Linked DNA regions of Homo sapiens: region 2 is linked to region 1. The links are chromatin loops, found by intact Hi-C in ENCODE. Cell type or tissue: tibial artery. All regions are shown on one strand. Each heading gives the region's core, and the rest is flanking DNA. Links, peaks and the distances in the headings are about the cores only.

What was found. A loop is a pair of places that touch in the nucleus more often than their neighbours do. Peaks named below come from ENCODE experiments on the same cell type or tissue, not always from the same donor. Only the 100,000 strongest peaks of a DNase experiment are listed, where the experiment ranks them.
Region 2: a loop joins it to region 1, with 4 times the contacts of the local background. A loop is called at or near these places in 16 of 110 quality-filtered maps.

The regions. Positions count from the first base shown.
Region 1 is chr5:109,701,373-109,712,097 of GRCh38, forward strand. All of the region lies in intron 1 of MAN2A1 (mannosidase alpha class 2A member 1), which reads left to right. Among named protein-coding and RNA genes, the nearest start is that of MAN2A1-DT, 16 kb to the left of the region's middle. In tibial artery, for the core only: no CTCF peak of the experiment used is centred there; no DNase peak of the experiment used is centred there; H3K27ac peaks cover 2,656 bases.
Region 2 is chr5:110,619,202-110,629,926 of GRCh38, forward strand. It overlaps TMEM232 (transmembrane protein 232), which reads right to left. Exons shown (of 14, transcript NM_001039763.4): 6 at 8,580-8,679; 7 at 6,066-6,232. Among named protein-coding and RNA genes, the nearest start is that of TMEM232, 100 kb to the right of the region's middle. In tibial artery, for the core only: a CTCF peak has its summit at 6,359 (motif pointing left); no DNase peak of the experiment used is centred there.

The sequences.
Region 1 (10,725 bases), core at 22-8,021:
CTTTGGTGCCTGTGAAGAGTAGTTGGGAAAACACTGTAGGTAGTTCAGGATCAGATTGCAAATTGCCCTGAGAGTTTGTCTGAAGAGTTATGAGTTAGATGGTAGTGAATCACTCCAAGTTATTGAATATACCAGGAAGCTGCTTGAGAAAAGCAGTGTGAGAGAATTAATTTTGTAGAAAATTTCAGACCTGGAAAGGAGCTAAGAGAATATTCAATCTAGATTATTCTGGTAGCTGTGTGTAGGAAGATTCAAGTAGGAAGGCAGCTGAGAATCTGTTTGAGGTAATATAGACATAAGGCAGTAAATCCCTGTACCAGTATTGAATTGGCTAGAATCGGGAGGATGAAAAATGTGGAGACATTTTGTAAAGAGAAAGACCAAAGCTTTTTAACAGGTTTGATCAAGGGTAATGATGAGTGGCTTGAATCAGAAAATTTCTCCTACCTTTTTCCATTGGGGTGTTGGAGACTGGTTGTACTATTTGCAGAAGGAGATAGGGACAAGCTGATCTGGAAAGTCAAGTTCATTTCATTTATGATGACGTGGATGTTAGTGGAAATAATCAAGTGGGCTGGAAAGCCAGTGAGAGATCAGGGAAGGGAGATGCTGATCTGGTAGTCATCAGCATAGCCGAGAATGAATGAGCTCACTTGGGGACTGTGCTTAGTGAGGGCAGGGCCAAGTACATTTCTGATAACCAAAAGCTGCACATCTTACATTAAGAATATTTTGTAGCAGATGTTAATGAAATAAAGCAGCTTGTGTTCAAATTGTCAGAAACCAGCAGCTCATGGATCAGCTTACCTAAGAAAAGATAAGATGATCAGAAGGAAGGATTTCAAAGAAGCGTTTTAGTAGAGTTTAAAAAAGACCCTTCTCATCTTTGGCACAAATGATAAGACTAAATTATTTTTTTTCTGGGTTAAGACAGAACATAAATTGTGTGTGTGTGTGTGTGTGTGTGTGTGTGTGTGTGTCTGTGTGTGTAGGGAGGATGGGCAGCCCGGTGGTGGAGAGGGAGAGAGAGATTTATTAAGGATCAAAATGCAACACCCCAAATAGGGGGCTGAAGTTTGAAAGTTGTTCTGAAAGTCAGACAGATTTCTGAGAATACCCTCCAAACTGCCTCTTGTTGATAGTAAAGAAAAACTCCCTTCTGTTGGGCTGGTAGGTGACCCCATGAACTGGAGAAGTAAAAACTGTCTTTGACCCTGGGCTACCTCTGGAAAATTTGTAGGGTCAAATAACAACACTTGATGTATAGGATATTTCTTGCTACTTTTAGGTAGAAGATCCAACCAATAATTGTTTTAAACAAAAGAGATTTGAGAAGAACTCCAGAAATTTGTATCCTTAACTCATCTTTGATAACCAATGGTATGATATTTAGAAGTTTGCTATTAATGTATTTTTATGTATTATGTTATGTCTTACTACTGCATTTGTTGCTTCTGTGTCTCACCTTGCCCTTGTAGACCAGTTGTTACAGATGGATTTTTATAAAGAAAGGCAATAGGAAAGAATTTGTAAAACTTTAGAGTCTGTAGTGCTTGTATAAAGAGTAGTTTGGAAATTCAGAATTTATAATAATTCAGATGAGACTTGCCTAAATACCTGTCCCCTGTCAATAAGAAATAGAAGGGACTTATTCAGGAGATGATTAGTATAAATAAGGTTGAAGGGGGGTTGATTATCTACTTAATACAACCCTGCCTTCAGAGGCTTTCCAAAACTATTTCTGTATGAAAAACGATCTCAGACATGTCAGTTGCATTTATTTTAATAGGCCAACACTGTTTAGGTTGATTACTGACAATTATTTTCTTTTTGTTTTGAAATTGTTTGTCAAAATTACTTGTTTAAAATTATAAGATGTTGACAGAACTTTTGTTAGCATATCCTAACATGCAATACATGGCATTAATTCATGGTAAATGTGTTTAGGTAGTGTGAATGGATAGTGCCTAGTAACCTTGTGTACAAAGATAAGCATTTGTCAAACATGTAAGACAGATTACCAACATAGACCAGCAACCATTGCCTATATGATGTGTTAACAACATGACCCTGTTTAGCTAGCTGAGAATTGTTAAGGCCTGAAAGCATATCACATGAACCTTCATGCAAGTTCTTGGGTGGGATACACTGTTGACAGATTCTGTCAGAGTGCTAAGCATAAGAATATAAATTAAAAATAAGTTTTAGAAGTAAAGTCGGTGTGGTTTTTAAAAAAAAATCCTGCAAAGAATAGTGTTCCATAGAACAGATTGGGAAGTGCTGAATTAAAGAAAGAGTTCTGTTAGTCAACAGTTAATATGTTTAGTGCCACTTAATTGCAGTTATTAAATGGATTTGTAAGTAATAAAACTGCATTTTATTAAAATTTTATAATCTACACATTTTGCCCTAGTTATACACCCTTCTTCCACTCACTTTTAAGTGGTTATCTGTTTTGCATAGTCTCATTTTATGTAATAGCTTGATGTCTAAAATGTTGCCTCAACAGGAGGTAGTTTCTGTGCAGCCATATTGGGCTGGTGCAGATAGGGCCATATGGTTCTAATCTAAACATACATCTGGAAACTCATAGGGTGGAGCTGGTGCTGTCTCCTGGAACCTGTAGAAAACGTCAGCAACTGGAGTCCTGACCACATTTTTGGAGGAGGGTGGTGAGGGAATGAGATGCTATTATTTGAGGTCAGGGCTTGGATCCTGTGTAGTGATTCTGGCAGCTACTAAGTTGGTGGCCCAGCTGCAGTAGTCATGAGTCCCTTGAGTGCTCTGCCAGAACAAGGGATGTTGGGCTTGGAGTCCCAGCTTTTCCCTTCACAGTCATTTGGCACTCTTACCTGCATCTGAGCAGCCTCTGTTACTGTCATACCTAGGCAGGTGTGAGATTTATGAAAAATGATTTGCCTGGGCAAAGAGTATATTGCTTCTGCAATTTGGTAAGGTATTCTGTAGCTACGTATTTTTTGTGCTCACATCGTGAGGGCATTTATTTCTTTGAATGGACAAGTGGCTGCACAAAGACAAATTGCACAATTTGGAAGAAATTCAGGCATGTTAGGCTCTGAGTCTGGAAAATACCATTAAAAGGTTATTTATAACTGGCTTGTGGCTCATTGACAGACAGGTGGAGATACATACAGAATCGTGGCCACAGCCCCAGTTCACACTCTTTTTGGCCTCAGCACTACACATCTTAAGGGGTGGAGTGGGCGCTTGGAGGGTTACCTGTCATTTTATCAAGCCCAAAAGCCTTCCTGTTAAGTTCCAGAGATCTGACTAAAGGCAGGGTTTTTCTGTAGAGATTGAATAGTGGTTGACTGACCAGGGACTGCAGCAATAACGATGACACCCCTGCTGGAAATACAGACTCTCTTTTACCAAATCGCAGTTCCTATATTTAGCTTTAATGCGGCGCTTCTTAACTGGGGATGTGTGAGAATCGCCTGGTGAGCCATTTTAAATTATAAAAGGCAGATCTCTGCGCTTTTCTAGGTAATCCCATTTGTTCCCATTGCTTGAAATTCATATTTATTCTGGCCACTCAAGTTTATATATTTAGCCCTGACTTCTCTCTTGAGTTCCAGACTTGCATGTTCACTGACACCACCATTCAGCTATCTAATAGTTTCAGAATATAACATTTGCCCTTCTGTCTCCTCCCCAGTAACTGGCTTGTGGGCCTGTTCCTCTAAAATGCCACCCATAATCCTCCCCCTTGCCCTAGCAAAAAACTCAATGCCAATTTTTTTTCCTTTCCTGCCCCTCCCATTCCTAACTCATCTTTCTTGTCATTCTTTCATGTTCCTTCCCTTCCTGTCCAAGCTACCATGGCTTTTACCTGGCAAACTGCAGTCTTTTACTCCATATGCCCTACTGTGGCTCCAGAATGGCTTAAAATTTTTTAATTGATTGATTCTAAAACTCAGTCTAAGATAAAGATGTTGATGCTGCTTTTTCTGAAAATTACTTTGAACCATAAAGGGTGACTCTGTCTTTTCTTAACTCCTTTATTCAAAGTTAGGTGTAGAGCCTTGTTAGACCAAATTATGCCCCTGGAAGACAGTTTATGAGGTTGCACGGCCTCACCCTCCATTGCTTGGGCTCACAGCTCCTTAGGGTCATGGCTCTCCAGCTCTGATGATGGAGATTTGGGCAAGAATTTCTCTAAAAAGGACTAAGCATAAGAATATAAGCTTTATTTTTGTAGGGCCAACTATTTGCTAAGTATATTAGTTTCTTATTGCTGCTATCACCACAAACTTAGTGGCGTAAAACAAGAAAAATGTGTTATCATACAGATCTTTAGGTCAGAAGTCTGAAACAGGCCCTACTGGACTAAAATAAAGATGTCTGCAGAGCTGCATTCCTTCTGGAGCTCCAGGGGAGAATCTGTTTCCCTGCCTTTTCCAGCTTCTGGAGGCTGAGTGCATTCCTTGGCTCAAGGCTGCCTTCCAGCAATAGCATCATTCTGATTTCTTGTGTCCTCACATCTCCCTCTCTGGCCTGACTCTTCCATTTTCCTCTTTTCCTTATGATTACATTGGGCCTACTCAGATATTCTAGGGTTTTCTTCCCATCTGCAAAGCCTTAAAATTAATTACATCAGTGAAATTCCTTTTGTCATGTAAGGCAAGGTATTCACAGATTTCAGGGATTATTAGGACAGGGATATCTTTGACTAAACATTATTCTGCTTACTGCACCAGGCGCTATTTAAATTTACTTGCATATACTAACTAATCCTCATAACAACCCTATGAGTTAGGTATTATTCTCCCCATTTTACAGATGAGGAAACTGCAGCACAGAGAAGTTATGTAACTTTGAACTTGCCCAGAGTTACATAGCCAGTAAGTAGTGGTGCCAGAATTCAAATTTTGGTTGGCTTCAGAGTCTGTTCTTAATTATGACACATACTATCTGGAGGTGCATATTGTAGTACCCTTCAAAGTGATTTTTCAAAAGCCATACTTTTACTATGTAGCAGCAGCTGCAATAATACTTTCTTCACTGCTTACTTGTTGGCAGGTCCTGTGCTAAATTCTTTCACAGCCAGTCCAAGCAATGGATATTAGTATCTGCATTTTGCCCATAGAAACTGAGGCCCAGGATTAAGTTACTTCCCCAAGATCACATGGCCAATAAGTGCGGAAACTAGTATTGGAAGCCAGATAGCCTGAACAGGAGCCAATGCTTAGCCATTAAGCTGAATTGCTTCCACCTTTATCTGGTGAAGGATGTCATTAAAGATAAAGGTAATCTTTGCTCTTACATGGTGGGCACATTTGATGACATAATCAGAGTCCAGAAAGAACTTGATGTGTTGGAGTGATATGTTGAATCTAACACAATTAGATTTGAAGGAAAAAAAAAACATAAATGAAAGGTGGTATAGATCCTAAGTTTCAGATACATGCATACACTTTGGGGTAAAGTTTTGTTTCTTTTGAATGCTGCTATCGGTGGGTATATTATAAACATATATATCTTCTACAGCTCTTATAACTAGAAACTTGATTTGGTTGAGTGCAGATCTTATATCACTACCATGATAGGAAATAGTCCAGAATTATCTTGGGGTTCTTTTTCCAAACTTCCTTCACTCCCCACAAGAGGTGAAAATAATAGTCTCTTGAGCCAGGTTAGTGATGGTAGTGAAAATGGAAAACTTTTGATTGGACTGTACAGAATCCATAATCTTTGCTCTAGAAAGGGAGCCACATATTGTATTCTATTCACCAGGTCATGGTTGTCATCCTGTGGCCAACGTGGGTCCCATTCTATGTTATTTCCCAAACAGCCCATGAAAACCACCCTATTAATTAGCTCTTTCCTTCCCATTCTTACCTACTTTTTGGGATGCAGTGAAGACTTCTTTTGGATTTTCTTTCTTCAAAAATGGTGTGTTTTGTTTTTATTTGTATTATTTTTGGTGTGGGTTTGTATGCCAAAACATTGAATACTTAGAAAAAAATGTTACATGCCATTTTTCTTTCTTTCCTTCCTTTTTTTCTCCCAATAAATACCTAAGGTCCTGCTGTGTGCTAGGTAGGTAGGCATCAGGGTACAGTACATTGAGTAAAACAGCTATGGTGCCTGTTGTCAATATAGGGATTCATTTAGTGAGGAAAAGAGGGAAGCAATACATGAATAAAATAGATAATTGTAATAACACTGTGGAGGAAACAAGAAATAAATTGAGATAAACCATAACATGAGGAGGCCTGTTTTAGACTGGCTGGGGAAGGCTATGCAGAGGTGACGTTTGGCATGAGAGTTGAAGCATTATGTAAACAGAGACCATGTACAAAGGTTTTAGGGTAGGGTGGGGAGGAGCTGGCTTGGAACGGAGATAAGATGAAGGTGAAGCTAAGTTGAGAGAAAGAGATATTCAGTCCTTACTGACTGTGGTGTACAATGTTTTGATTTTGAGGGTGCCTAACTAGGTAGAGATTAAAGCCCTTTACTGGAGATCTGAGGACTGTAGGTGTCTTTTTGAGGAGGATGATTTTTGGACTTAAGTTTGAAAGCCAATTTGAGGCATCAGGCAGGTATTTGAATATATGGGTCTGTTTTTCAGGGGTGAGGTTTCAGCGGGAGATACAAATATGGGAGACATCATGGAATTTAAATCATGGAGTGGATGAGATCATGTAAGAGAGTATAGAGAGGTAAGAGGCTCAAGAAGCTAACCTTGAGGTGCTCTAACATTTAGAGCTTGGGAGAGAAGGAGCCAGCAAAGGAGACTGATAAACAGTTGGCAGGAGGAAAACCTAGGGCATGTTGTATTGGGAATGAGTAAAGAAAACATTTCCAGAGGGAAGGAGTGCTCCATTGTGCCTAATACTCCCTGAGATGACGGATAAGGTAAGGGCAGAGTGCTTTTCATCAGGCTTGAAACATGGGAGCCTCTGGGAACTTTACAAGGTCAGTTTTGGTGGAGTGGTGAGCAGATGCTGATTGTAATGGGCAGATGAATGAATGGGAGTTTGTAAGGAAGGGGGATAATGAGTAGAGAGAAACTTTTGATAATCCCGGTACATGAAGTGGGTGGGGCCCTGGAGGGGAATGGGAATGTAAGATGTTTTATTCAGGGTTCTCCAGAAAGACAGAACTGATAGGACACACACACACACACACACACACACACACACACACATGAGAAGGGAGTTATTAGGAGAATTGGCTTATTTGATTATGGAGACTGAGAAGTTCCACTATTGGCCATCTGCATCTGCATGCTGGAGAACCAGAGAAGCTGGTAGCAGGACTTAGTCTAAGTCTGAAGGCCTTAGAACCAGAGAAGCCAATAGTGGAGCTCAGTCCAAGGTGGAAGGTGCAAGAGCCCAGGGACCACTGGTGTGAGTCTGGAGTCTAAAGGCTGGAGAACCTGGAGTTCTGACATCCAATGGCAGGAGAGGAAAAGCGGCCAGGCTCTTAGAGAGGATGAGAATTTGCCCTTTCTCTGCCTTTTAATTCCATCTGGGCTCCCAGTTGATTGGATGGTGACTACCACATTTAGGGCACATCTTCTCCACTTAGTCCACTCACACACCGTCTCCTCTGGAAACACTCTCACAGATACACCTGGGGCAGCTCAATAATTCTAATCAATTGCTAAACCACCTGGGTTTCACTTTGAGTAGATAAAGGATGGGCCCAGTGCCTACTGAAGCCCTGAAGAATAATCAGTGTTTGACCAGCTATCTGGATATTCATTAATCTAGTCAAGTTGAACCCCAAATTAACCATCACATGGGGTTAAGCACAGGAGGGTGGAAGCACAGAGTTTGACTTTTTTAGATGTATATAGCATATAATAAATATTAAGTTCAACCTTACGAAATTGGTGATATTTGACTATGTTTTACCTATGAGAATGGCATTTTCGTATAGTTTGATCTAATAGAACATGTTACATTACTGAGAATGAGTTGCTTTTAGAAGTGGAACTTGATTGAGCAATATTGAGAGGGTTTAATCAAAAGGGCAAAGAACAAAGCCTTGGAGCAGTTGAGATAAATGGGATTGTTGCTCGGCAGAGGGTTGGCCTTTGAAGCAGGGAGAAGGAAAGGCACACAGTTTTCCAGGAAGGCAGGAGAAGATACACAGATTCAGCCATGCTGGAAGGATCACAGTGAGGCCAATACCAGCGGGTAGTGTCCTATTTGAGGCAAATAATTATGTAATAAATTTACGGATTTAGCTGTAGATACACATTGATTGATTTTGTTCATAGGACTGAGTGGTAACTGAGCCTGTTCTACCTTGTGGTAGACTCTAAATTTGTTCTCTCAAAGGTATTTGATATGTGATTTTTTGCTTGGTTTTTCTCTTTCACTAAAAGCGGAGTAAATCAAATATCATGACCTCCTTCCCCACTCCTGAGCGGTGCAATGCTGTGGCCTCCCTGTAGAACTGATTAGCAAATCAAAGAATAAAGTAGTTTTCTCATAAGTGATTTTCTTGCCCTACAGAAAATTGTCTTTTTCAATGTTACTATAAGTATTCTTTGACTTCTCAGCATAATTGAAGCATTATCTATGATTTCTGTTTCTTTAATGCAGACTACAAGTGCATCCTTTTAAGGTCATTCCACTCTTCTCTGTCACATGTACAGAATTTGCTTATGAGGGTGTTCATTTCAAGAATTTCACCTGTTTGGAGGGAGACTTTATTCCACCGCATAATATAATTTTAAAAATGATGTTCTTTAGACCATTGTGTGCATATATCCCTAGGCCATAATTTTCTCCATGTACTTAATTCAGTACAGAATTCCAGGTACTGATCATTAATGATATCTTTAAAGCTAAATGAGATTGAAAGTCATCTTTAATGGCTGTAGGATCCTTTTTTCATGAACTAACTCCTCTAGCTAATGTTTATTTTGAATAATACTCTTATCCATGGATTATGGGACCAAAGCCATAATAAAAATATTCCCAGGAAGGGTTGTCTTCTTATTCAGTGTGTACTTGTTGAGCTATAGGCAGTTTTGCTGTGTATATGGCTCTAAAATGATCTTTTCCTCAAAGTACAGAAAGATCTGGAGAAATGTGGGCACTCATGTATTAAGTTTGTAGTATTATAATATTGTAAGTATAAGATAAAATGTGGTATTTTTTTTTTTTTGAGACGGAGTCTCGCTTTATCGCCTATGTTGGAGTGCAGTGATGCGATCTTGGTTCACTGCAACCTCTGCTTCCCAGGTTCAAGCAATTCTTCTGCGTCAGCCTTCCGAGTATCTGGGACTACAGGTGCATGCCACCACACCCAGCTAATTTTTATTTTTTTATTATTTACCTATTTTTTTTTTTGAGACCAAGTTTCGCTCTTGTTGCCGAGCCTGGGGTGCAATGGTGCGATCTTGGCTCACCACAACCTCCGCCTCCCGGGTTCAAGTGGCTCTCCTGCCTCAGCCTTCCAAGTAGCTGGGATTATAGGCGCCTGCCACCATGTCCAGCTAATTTTGTATTTTTAGTAGAGACGGGGTTTCTCCATGTTGGCTAGGCTAGTCTCAAACTCCCGAACTCAGGTGATCCGCCCGCTTCGGACTCCCAAAGTGCTGGGATTACAGGCGTGAGCCACCGCGCTCAGCCGCTAATTTTTGTATTTTTAGTAGAGATGGGGTTTCACCATGTTGGCCAGGCTGGTCTGGAGCTCCTGACCAGGTGATCCACCCATCTCAGCCTACCAAAGTGCTGGGATTACAGGCATGAGCCACCGTGCCCGGACAAAATGTGGTATCTTTAAAAGCTCTGTGGTGATGGCATTTTAGATTAAGGTAATGTTTTATTTTATGAAGATGTGTAGCTGTACTGCTGGCGAGATGAATCAACATGTTCTAATACTGCTTGTAATAAGAGTAACTTGATTTACCATTACCTGCTGTGGTAAATTTGTATCTTCAGTATTGGAATTATTCAACAGAATCTATCAGAAGGGATTTCAAAAGCTGCAGTCTGTGGTGTTGTGATAAGTGAAGAAAAGCATTTCCCCTATTTCAGACAGCCTTTGATAGCATATGTATTTAGGAAAATATATACAGATTCATCAACTGTACCTGACTCAAATATTTTTAGCTTCTTTGGGTTGAACTTTGGGTTATGCCAAGGGATCCCCTTTCGTCTTTTCATGGAGAATCACTTGTAACCAATGTTGATGTGCACTTACAAAGAAGGGTGTAAAGGTTTATAGGACGATACTACTCGACAGCTCTGAGGATCTGGAATCTACATGGTTCAACTAGCTTCTCTATTTGAGCCCTGAACTAGTGTTGCACTCATCTCCCATTTCCTTTGCTTTGCCATTTCCAGTTGTAAAGTGATGTGTGCTCCCTCTCTTGCCTTTCACTGGTGCAGTGGGGCTTGTCTTTCAGGATGGGACCTGTGCTAAAACTTTTTCTTGTCTCTGTGTATGCTGATAAACAGGCTTTAGAGTTCTATCTTGTGGTGACTTATCACCCCACCCCATCTTAGAGATGACAATTGCCTTTAAAGGACTATAGTTTTAATGTGTAGAGGGGCTCTTTCTGTTATGTGCTTCTAAGTAGAGAGGCCTGTGAGAGCATCTTTCAGGTCTGAGAAGGTACATGGCTGTCTTGTGCTCCTTTCTTCTCTAGCATCAGGCTGTAGATATTCACCCCTAGTGTTGTATTGCCCCCAACCACTGCCACCCCCAGTGATTTGCTGCTAATTTTGGCTACTT
Region 2 (10,725 bases), core at 1,542-9,541, 920 kb after region 1:
AGGTACTCAAATTGTTAACTTAGTTGATATTTTGTGATTTTTATGTTAAAATGAAACACTTAGAATCTAAAGGGCTTCATAATTCTTATTTATTATATAAAACAACATCAGGACTACAATTTCAAGATAATTTTTATGTTGAGTACTTTTCAGATAGAAAGCAAGAAGTTCATACATAAATTTTAAGCTAAGATATTTTAAGTTTCTAATAAAGTGTTTAGTTAAGTCCCATAGTTGTGTATTTATCTACTTTATGTCAGGAATTCCGTTAAGATTCTGGAGATAAAGACATGAGGAAGACAACATCTGTACAAAGCTACTGATTCTGGGGAACAATAATTCAGAAAAGCAAATGAAAACAATTCAGTGTTGACAGTGTTAGAACACACCACAGAAAAGCACTATTCTAAAATAATGTAAAGCATTAGTCTGAGACATACTGACTTCAGTAAGTCCACATATAACTCAATTTTCTGCTTTATGGTAGGGTCTACCCCAAAACTGGAACCCATATAAATGAAATTCTTTTCTCAAATTGCTCTAGTTGTCTCAGCCTGGATGCCTGACAATCCTCAGATTGCAAACTTATTTTGAATAAATAGGTAAATAAATATGTTTGACAAGTTAATGGGTGCAGCACACCAAGATGGCACATGTATACATATGTAACAAACCTGCATGTTGTGCACATGTACCCTAGAACTTAAAGCATAATATTAAAAAAATAAAAATAAAACAAGAATAAAAAAAAACTTCGGAGTGACTCGAATGGTTAATTTATAATAAATATTATTTTAATCATAGATATTGCAGGACTACATAAACTATTCAATTAGGTCAACCATTCTTGCATTAATGTATTTATGTACCATCATCAGAGAAAATTCAGAAAGCATTTGGTAAAGAAAAAAATCAGGATTTAGACAACGAACAAGATTTGAGTTTTATCTTCAATTTTATATTATGCCAATTTTACACATCGTGGAGAAATAAAAAGCATCCTCTCATGTCTGGGATTGATTTGACATACTATTACAAGCTGGTCTGACACAGCCAGGTTATTTTGATCTCCTATTGGACATAAACTCACAAGATAGCAATTTTGGACAATATTACTCTGAGACCATAAGAAATAAACAAAGCCACTTGACAATTTGTTTCTAAGCACAGATATAAACAAAGTCACTCTGCCACCCACAAAATACATAATCACAGAATTGCCCCAACTTTTTGACAGCATCAAACCTCTAGAGAGAACCCTTACTTCCTTAGACTCTTCCCAAGATCATCCAAATAAAGTCCAAATCCTCTAGTAGATTCCTTCTAACACTCTCTTATTAAGACATCCCATAGTTCCTTGTGGTATGTCTCTCATATCTCTCTCTCTCTCTCTCTCTCTCTCTCTCTCTCTCTCTCTCTCTCTCTCTCTCTCTCTCTCCTCTCTCCTCTCTCTCTCTCCTCCTCTCTCTCTCTCTCTCTCTCCCTCTCTCGGCAACAAGTAATAAACCCAATATGTCTAATTGCAGATGTGCTCCTAGTGGCCTTTGGCAGTAGAACATTGACATCATCAAGAGGAAAGGAACCTGCCACACCTGCGAATTTTCCAGATAGGTAGGGCTTATTAGTTAGTCTCAGGAATTTTATGTATTTCAAGCGCTTTTTTTTTTTTTTTTTTTTTTGAGACAGAGTCTTGTTCTGTTACCCAGGCTGGAGTGTGATGGCGTGATCTTGGCTCACTGCAACCTCCGCCTCCTGGGTTCAGGCAATTCTCCTGTCTCAGCCTGCCAAGTAGCTGGGATTACAGGTGCCTGCCACCACACCTCGGTAATTTTTATATTTTTAGTACAGACAGGGTTTCACCATTTTGGTCAGTCTGGTCTCGAACTCCTGACCTCAAGTGATGCACCCGCCTCTGCCTCCCAAAGTGCTGGGATTACAGGCATGAGCCACCATGCCCGGCCCATCAAGCAATCTTCAGCAAGAAACATTTTTTCAAAAAATAAAAAATAAATTTATCAAACTTCAATGAATTAATGTAATGATGATGACTATGTGATTTAATACAATCATCACATATATCATCAGTGCAGAAGACCAAGAGTGAGCAATGTTGCTTACTCTTGAGTTCTGTGCCTTTACCCTAAATCAGTCCTGCTCAAGGTGTGGTTGGCAGATAACTGCCATTTGCAAACTGTTAATTAGAGCACAAAAAATGAAAAATACGTATTTAGACACTTTCATAACAATTTGAAAAATAATTATATATATTCAGTCTATTAAAAATTAAAGCTTGTGTTTTTTGGTCTTTTCTATTTTAGTTTTCAGTAATTTGTCGTCATTATTATTATATTTTACAAAATTATCCATCTGTAATGGTTTGGAAATTTAAAAATAAATTAGGAGAGATCTTTTACCACAGATAGTTTGAAAAGCACTGAGCACTGCCTTAAATGACACCCAGAGAACTTTTTTCCCCTCCCTTTCTTCCTTCTTTCTCTCCTTCCCTCCCTCTCTTTGTTCTCTCCCTCCTTACTTCCCTTCCTTCCTTTCTTTTTTGGCTTTTATAACCACTTCCCACAGTTCTTTCGTCTCCCTCCCTTGCTGTCCAGCTTTGGGCTATCATTTGTAGCTGGAACAATGCCTACTTTGAGAAGCCCACCTACAAAAGTGTTGTTAATCTACAGTTGGCTGAAAATTCAGATAACAACACCAGTTTAGATTTTATGCAAATTTAAGTACATAAATTATGAGTGTCTGACTAGGCTCTCTTTTATAATAGAAATGAGCTTTGAAGCATGGGCTCTATTTTGGCTGCTCAGGGACAGCTTTCTGGGTTTCATGTAGTTTTCAGTCATTTTGGGGGATGATTGACATTGCCATGAAAGGATCTCCCAATACAAAGTGTTACCTGGATAATTTGACGTGAATCATAGGATAATGCTCCTAATTTTAAGGAGTTTATGTCTCATTCTAATAATTCCTAGTAACCATTTACAATTACAGGACAGCACAAAATGTCCCAAACTTAGGTAATGCCTTTGGCTTATCAAAAAGTATTACAGAATGAGATTGCTAATCATACTAGAATGTAAACTCTGTCTTTGCTAGTTTTCAGAGAACTATTTGTACTTCAGAACAGATGAAACTATTTAATAAAAGGTCCACTGCATTGTAGCAGGGTTTAAATCTACCTTCTCCAAAGAACTATTATTACTACCAAGTGACAACTGTGCTTAGAAAATTTAGCTTTTGTTCTTGCGATAGTTTACTGAGAATGATGATTTCCAATTTCATCCATGTCCCTACAAAGGACATGAACTCATCATTTTTTATGGCTGCATAGTATTCCATGGTGTATATGTGCCACATTTTCTTAATCCAGTCTATCATTGTTGGACATTTGGGTTGGTTCCAAGTCTTTGCTATCGTGAATAATGCCGCAATAAACATACGTGTGCATGTGTCTTTATAGCAGCATGATTTACAGTCCTTTGGGTATATACCCAGTAATGGGATGGCTGGGTCAAATGGTATTTCTAGTTCTAGATCCCTGAGGAATTGCCACACTGACTTCCACAATGGTTGAACAATGAGAACACATGGACACAGGAAGGGGAACATCACACTCTGGGGAATGTTGTGGGGTGTGGGGAGGGGGGAGGGATAGCATTGGGAGATATACCTAATGCTAGATGACGAGTTAGTGGGTGCAGCACACCAGCATGGCACATGTATACATATGTAACTAACCTGCACATTGTGCACATGTACCCTAAAACTTAAAGTATAATAATAAATAAATAAATAAATAAATAAATAAAAAGAAAATTTAGCTTTGCTAGTGAGCAAAGGACAGAGTGGAAAACTCAATCCAGCGTTCTGGCTCTGCTATCCAAAGAGCTAATTAAGTGTACCATTTGTCAAAGTCAATGGAAACCCTGTGTCTGGATCACTTAAAAAGACATTAAAAAGAGAAATGGGGTCCAACAGCAGACGAAAGGAAATTTCCTATTCTTAAGTGGAACCCATGCTCATATGGCATGTATCCTAATGTATCGTAATATCCTATAAAACTTTCAATGCAATTTTGGTAGCACTTTGACAACAAATTAAGTAATTATGCCTTTATTTCAATGCATATAGGAACACTAAAAATCAAATACTTTCAAGTGGCCAAAGTATAGTGCTATGGACCTTTTAGCTTTATCAAATGATAAGGGCTACAGGAATAAATTCACAAATCCTCTGCTATAATATACTAAAACAATCATAAGGAAAGGAGATGAGATTGATGCAAATGTATCTATTTCCATTTCTATCACTTTTATGTCTTTTTTCCTCTTTCCTTTCCCAGGTGAGAGAGATGGGTATTGAATGAGTAAATAGTCAACTGACCTGGAAAAGCTAGCTGTACTGGAGAAACTGGGCTGAAACTGGGGAACTTTAAGATATGCAGTCCAGCACTGACTGAGTGCTGATTAGCCAAATCAGTAATTTTAGCAGCACTGTGGCTATGCTATCCTATATTTATAGTCTTTATATTACGAGATAAGAGGAGGAGAAAAAGAAGGTCAATAAACCTGATAGGTCAAACTCTGTTATAATCCCCTTACAGGATCACATAGATAAAGCTGAAATAGAATTTAGAAGAGATTGAATCTAAGCTTTGTTCTACAAAGTGGAAAAAGGCACAGAGAGATTTAGTGACTTGTCCCACTGTAAGCTGATATGTCCCTTTCATGTATTGACATTTTTGCCCCTTCTAATTCAGGCTGAGCTGTACAGCAGTAAGCTTCCATTTGCTTGCTGTGTGTGTGTGCACCAAGAGTGACAAAATGGATTCATTCTTAAAGAGAATCAGAATCAACATTGACAGTTGCCTACCTCACAACCAGACTATTCACATTGCCAAGATTTCATGGAATCCTATTTGTTTAAAGGAAGAACATTCCAATCACAACAGTAAGCCAACATACTTATATCCTTAGATGAAAATATTATAGGTCACTGTTTAGGGTAAAGTGAGGTCCTAAATATATATTTTCAGTAATTATTATTCATGTTTGCATGGCATTTAATAATTTTATAAAGCACATGCTGGTTTTTTTTTCTGCAATCTTTATAACAACCCTGTAAAAGAGTTAGGGCAGACTGATGATGGTGATGATGATGATGATGACTATGACAATAATGACGACTTTTTAAAGATATGCAAATGGAAGTTTGGCGAGATTGGTGGGCCTCTCGTAGATCACAGAACCAGTTCATAAGCATGTCTGTTCTCTTCATGATCAGTGCTCTTTCTGTTGCTCGATATCTTTCATTATCTATTTACTGCTAAAACATTTTTTATACTTAAAAACAGATCCCTTTCTCACATGAGGTAATTTGTGCTCATTAGTAATTATAACCAGAAGGCTCAATTTACTCAGTAAATGTCACTTGTTATATAAATGGTGAACTAGTAATTTGCCAAAGAGAAAACACTTAGGCCCAGAAAGGTTACAAATAGATGTGTTGGAATTTTTTTCTTATATATTTAATTTATAGCCAATTTTAGAAAGGGCTTATAGGAAGCATGGGAAAATTATAAGGTAACACATAACATTATCTAAAAACAGACTCTTCCTCAAATTTCCTTAGGTGTTTCAACTCGCATAATGTTAAACGTATTTTTCCTTTTTTAGAAGTTGTTAAGAAAAACAAATTTTCTATTTATAAACTGTAAAATAATAAATAAGTTTAACAAAAAAATAAAAGAAGTTTTTGAAATGCTTACTGGTCTTTTTTGGAAAATATGTGAGGAAAGAAGAAGGTATTATGGCATTACCCCATTTAAAGTAGTAGAGTTATATATTGATACCTCCTACTCATCCTATTAACTACTCTCCAGGAACTGTGCATATGGTTGCATGAAATTCGTATCTTTGCTGTTCACCCCTCCTCCACAGCTAAACTCATCATTCCTCAATGTCTACTGTATTGATAAGCACCATTACTTAATCATAGTAATGATATCTGATGCATCAGGCAACAGGATATACCCACCATACCAGATTACTCACCATATCAGAATCTGTGTTCTCATATCTTTTCTTATCTTCCACAGGTCTAAAAATGGATTCAGAACGGAGTTCTCTTTTACCTATAATTTCCGAGGCTTTCAGGATGAATTGCACATTTGAAAAGATGTTTGGATACTTGTGATATGATGCTCCAGAGAAAGAAAGTGCTATTGTAAGAAAAATCATCTGTGAGAAATAATTTATTAATATTTTGCACTGTGTTTCATTTGTCTTTTAGCTATTAAACTATAATTAAATTCAGTACTTAGATGCAGAAACTGCTAGTTTCCTATTTAAGATTTATAATGTTATGTATGCCCCCTGGTGGTATAATAGAATACTAGACGGTAAATAATTTATACGTAAGAGTTTATATAATTCAGGACAGCAATTTCATAATCATTGAATGCCCAATTAAATATAGTTACTGTTCAACAATGCTTGGAAACTTCCAGATGAAAATAAATCAAGCTATAATAGATGCTGTATTCATAATGGATACTTTGACATTGTAATTCTACAAAGAAATCAATGTCATTGATTCTAGACAAACATTCTCCAGTTTTATTCCTTCTCAAGATGTTATTATTTACAACAATATGTTGTAAATAATAAAAACAAGATGTTATTATTTACAACAATAAGATAATTTAACATAACACCACATTATATTTAACAGAATCATCTCAGTGCTGCTCTTTGTATAAACTTTTAGACAAACTTTGGGTTTTAGTCCATCCACATAATGGAAAAATTAATAATGACCATTCTACTGGACAGCTATGTGGAGAGGTAGCAGCCGCTGATAGCTTCAGGTAGAAAACAGCCTATTGTTAAAGGTAGAGCTGCAACCTAAGGCTCTATTATATTTGGTAAGAGGGCACAATTTGGGGATTTTATTCTTGTATGTGAAAGAAAGATTTTTTTTTTGAGGAGGGTATATCCTCAATAACAATCTAATATGAGAACTTGAGCTTTTTACTCAAATAATTTTTCAAAGTTGATCTGCCATAATCATCTGAATATTTGGTAAGTCACTATGCTGAACACTGTGAGGAGTTAAGAAGTAGTTCTATAATTTAATGAAGATATAAAAACAAGTGAAATGTTAGACAAGAATTCCTATTCTATCAGTCTACGGCCACATCTGATTAGGACTTATGCTAATGGTACTAATTGATTAGTCTCCATAACACTTCTGCTATTACCTTCTGTTCCCACCTCCATGACTTTTTTCATCAAATATAATTCCCTTTCTTTATCTTGAGCCTCTCCTTCCCTTATCCTACAACATATTAATATTTTGACTTTATTTTATCCATCTAAATAAACTATTGACATATTTACATATCAGCATAAATATTTATAGCTAAGCTTTTTTTGAAATAGTTCACAATTTTTGCCTTATGCTTAAATTTTCCCTCGCTGTTTGTTTACCTCCAATCTGAATTCCGCTTCCACCTCTCCACTGGGTATGCTCCCAAGATCAGCAGTGATTTTCTGATTGTAGAAACTCATCATTTTTCAGACCTTCTACTATTTAATACTTCTATGACAATGTTGATCTTGAATTTCTCTCCTTAAACATAATCACTTCCTCTTACCTCCCTTATTTCCCTTTTCCTGGGCCCTGTTACACCAATAATCCATTAAATGTATGTTCCCCAAGATTTCATTCCTGGAATTAGTTTCTCCCTGCCCCTCGCCCTCGGCCACATTAACATGGATGACTGTCAATTCTATATCCCAGGCAGGCTTCACTTATTTCCCTAGTTCCAAACCTGTTTTCAACTGCTTGCTGGGTATATATACCTGAGTGACCTTCAAATTCAATATGCCCAATATTTCTCCAAATTTTTCCTAGTTCAGAACATCATTATCTTAATTCTATTACTCAACATGCAAAACTTCAGCTCCCGCTTGAATTTCTCACTCTTCTTTACATATAGCTTAGATTCAGTGGATCACCAAGTCCAGAACCTTACTAAAATATGAATTTAACTTTCCTGAAATTCAGGGAGGTAGATACTATTACAAATAAGAAAACTGAGTCACAAAAAAGCTCATAAACTTAAGTGGCAAAGTGAAAAAGCAGAATACAGAATGAGGATTACCAGCATCTGGAACAGGGAGTAGGTCGTGAGAACGGATGGGGAAGGGGGAGATATCAGAGTGCAAAAATTCAGTTAGACAGAAGGAATAAGGTCTAGTGATCTATTTCACAACATGATAACTATAGTTAATAATAATGTATTGCATTTTTCAAAATTGCCGGAAAAAAAAGTAGAGTCAGATTTTAAATGTTCTCACCACAAAGAAATAACAAAAGTATGGGGGTTGGAGGGGCAGTGAGCTGAACAAATGCAATCTGGCCCTGAAGCTGTGCTCTTCAACACTGCACCTATTATCTTTTATGAAAAATAAAATGCAGCTTACGTTCTTTATAGTGACAGTCTGAGCTTATCAAAATATAACATAAAACATTTATAAGTGTAAAAATAAAAGATATTCTACCGTATAAATATGGTTGAAGCCTAAGTAAATGTTGTTTAAAACTTTCTAGATGACCATGCAGGAAAAATATAAAAAGTCGTAAGAAGACCAAATAGCCAATCTGTCAAAAGAGAAAAGAAAAATACATTTTTGTGTTGCATCAATAAATGTTTAAAAACCATAAGAAAAATCAACCATTATATTATTACATTTTCTTTTGAGAAAACAATTTTAAACTCACTCAATATTATGTGGTTTTTAAATAACATTAAAACATTTATATCAAGATTGAAATGCTAGTTCAGCCAAAAAACTTTTATAAATCATCTCTACACTACATATAATGACCAACACTAAATGTTATTTTGTTCTATGCCCTTTAGAACAGTGTTTTTCAAATTTCAAGTCATGCCCCTTAAGTGAGTCATGAAATCAATTGAGAGGAGATTTTTAAATAAAATAAAAGAGAAGAAAAAATATATTTTACTGTACAATTCCTTGTTTCAGTATATAAATGAGTGTATATTATGTTATCCGAATTGCAATGCAAAAGGTATTTATTTCTAAGCATCTCTGTCAAAACAGTTTGAGAACCATTGCATTAGATAGTGTTGAGAACTATCCTACTTCTGCATAGCATGCTGTGCTAAGCTCCCTATTCCCTCATGAAAAAAGACCTCTCACAGGGTCATTATTAAATAAGCAATGCAAAATCTTACTTCTGTAAGATTAGTAAAAATATAGTTTGTTTTACACAGACTACATAAAATGGAATGTCTGAAAAAATATATAATCTGCAACATTTTACAGAAAATTATAAAAAACACATTAACTATAGAAATGGAATACAAGTTTCTAAATTGTGGAGAAGACCCAAATAACAGCAATAGCTGTCAGTATCCAGTGTGTGTGTGTGTGTGTGTGTGTGTGTGTGTGTGTGTATCTCAAAATCCTCTTAACAGCAATGCAGGGTATCATGTAATGATATACATGTAAAAATAAAATAAAATTAAAAAGATAAATCTAATGAAATCTCAGTGCATCATCCAAGACTATAAAGTAAATAAGTAACATTACTGGAATTTGAACCCAGGAATGTATGTATTGCTCCAAAAGCCATGAGCTTTCTACTATGGCAGTGATTTCCAAATATTTTTTATTACAAACCTCTATCATTACTAATAAATTTTGAGAATGCATCATTAATATTTATAAATGTATTCATAAAGTATAAACATACACCATTTGTAGACTTATGAAGTATGTAAAAATAACATGTTTATAAGGCAACAACTTTGTTGTAGTACTGTGTTTCTCTAAGAGACCGAAGTTAAATGTGAAAAAAATATTTAAAAGAATACTGAAATACTCTAGATGACAGAATTAAAGGAAACTACTCTCATAGATATAGACAATGAGTGAATAACTAATCAGAAGGAGGATAATTTAATATTTTTCAAGGACTAGAGATAAATACTGAAAAAAAATATAATATTCAAAAATGTAATAGGGGACAAAACAGAAAATACATGACAAGCATGTCAGCATGAATAACATTTGTATTTATATCTCAATTTGGTCATGGATTTCACCTGACCCAGAGACTATCTTTAGTTATAGCTATACTTGAAAAATGATTTTAAAAGCTTGCATCTTAATATTCTTGAAGGCCAAATTTTTATTGACAAATCTACCTTTCCATATTGTATACTGGACTTTCTATGTATTGTTCTTCATGTATTATTTGTGTACATATTCTCTTTGTTGTTTGACAACTCAAGCTTTGCCTCCTACATTTAATTTCTGCTTGTCAGTTTCTCTTTCTCAGCTCTCCCACATTTCCTTCATTCGACCTTTACCTCCTTCTTCTCTCTTTCTATTTCCATCTCTTCTTCTCTTTTTTTCTGATACTTTTATCTGGCTGTAAAATTGAAGGCTGGATAATATTTATCATGTGTTGTATTTTAATAGTTATATGTTTTTGGTTCTTGCATAGAATCTTGACGATCACTGCATATGTTTCTATCTAATACATATAAAACTGTTGCTGCTTATATGTTATTCTCTATACTTCAGTAAGCAGAAGTCAATCATTAAGAATATTGTACACTTAGAGCTAGATTGAAAGGAAAGAATGTAAACAAAATATAAAAGAAAATATATTCGG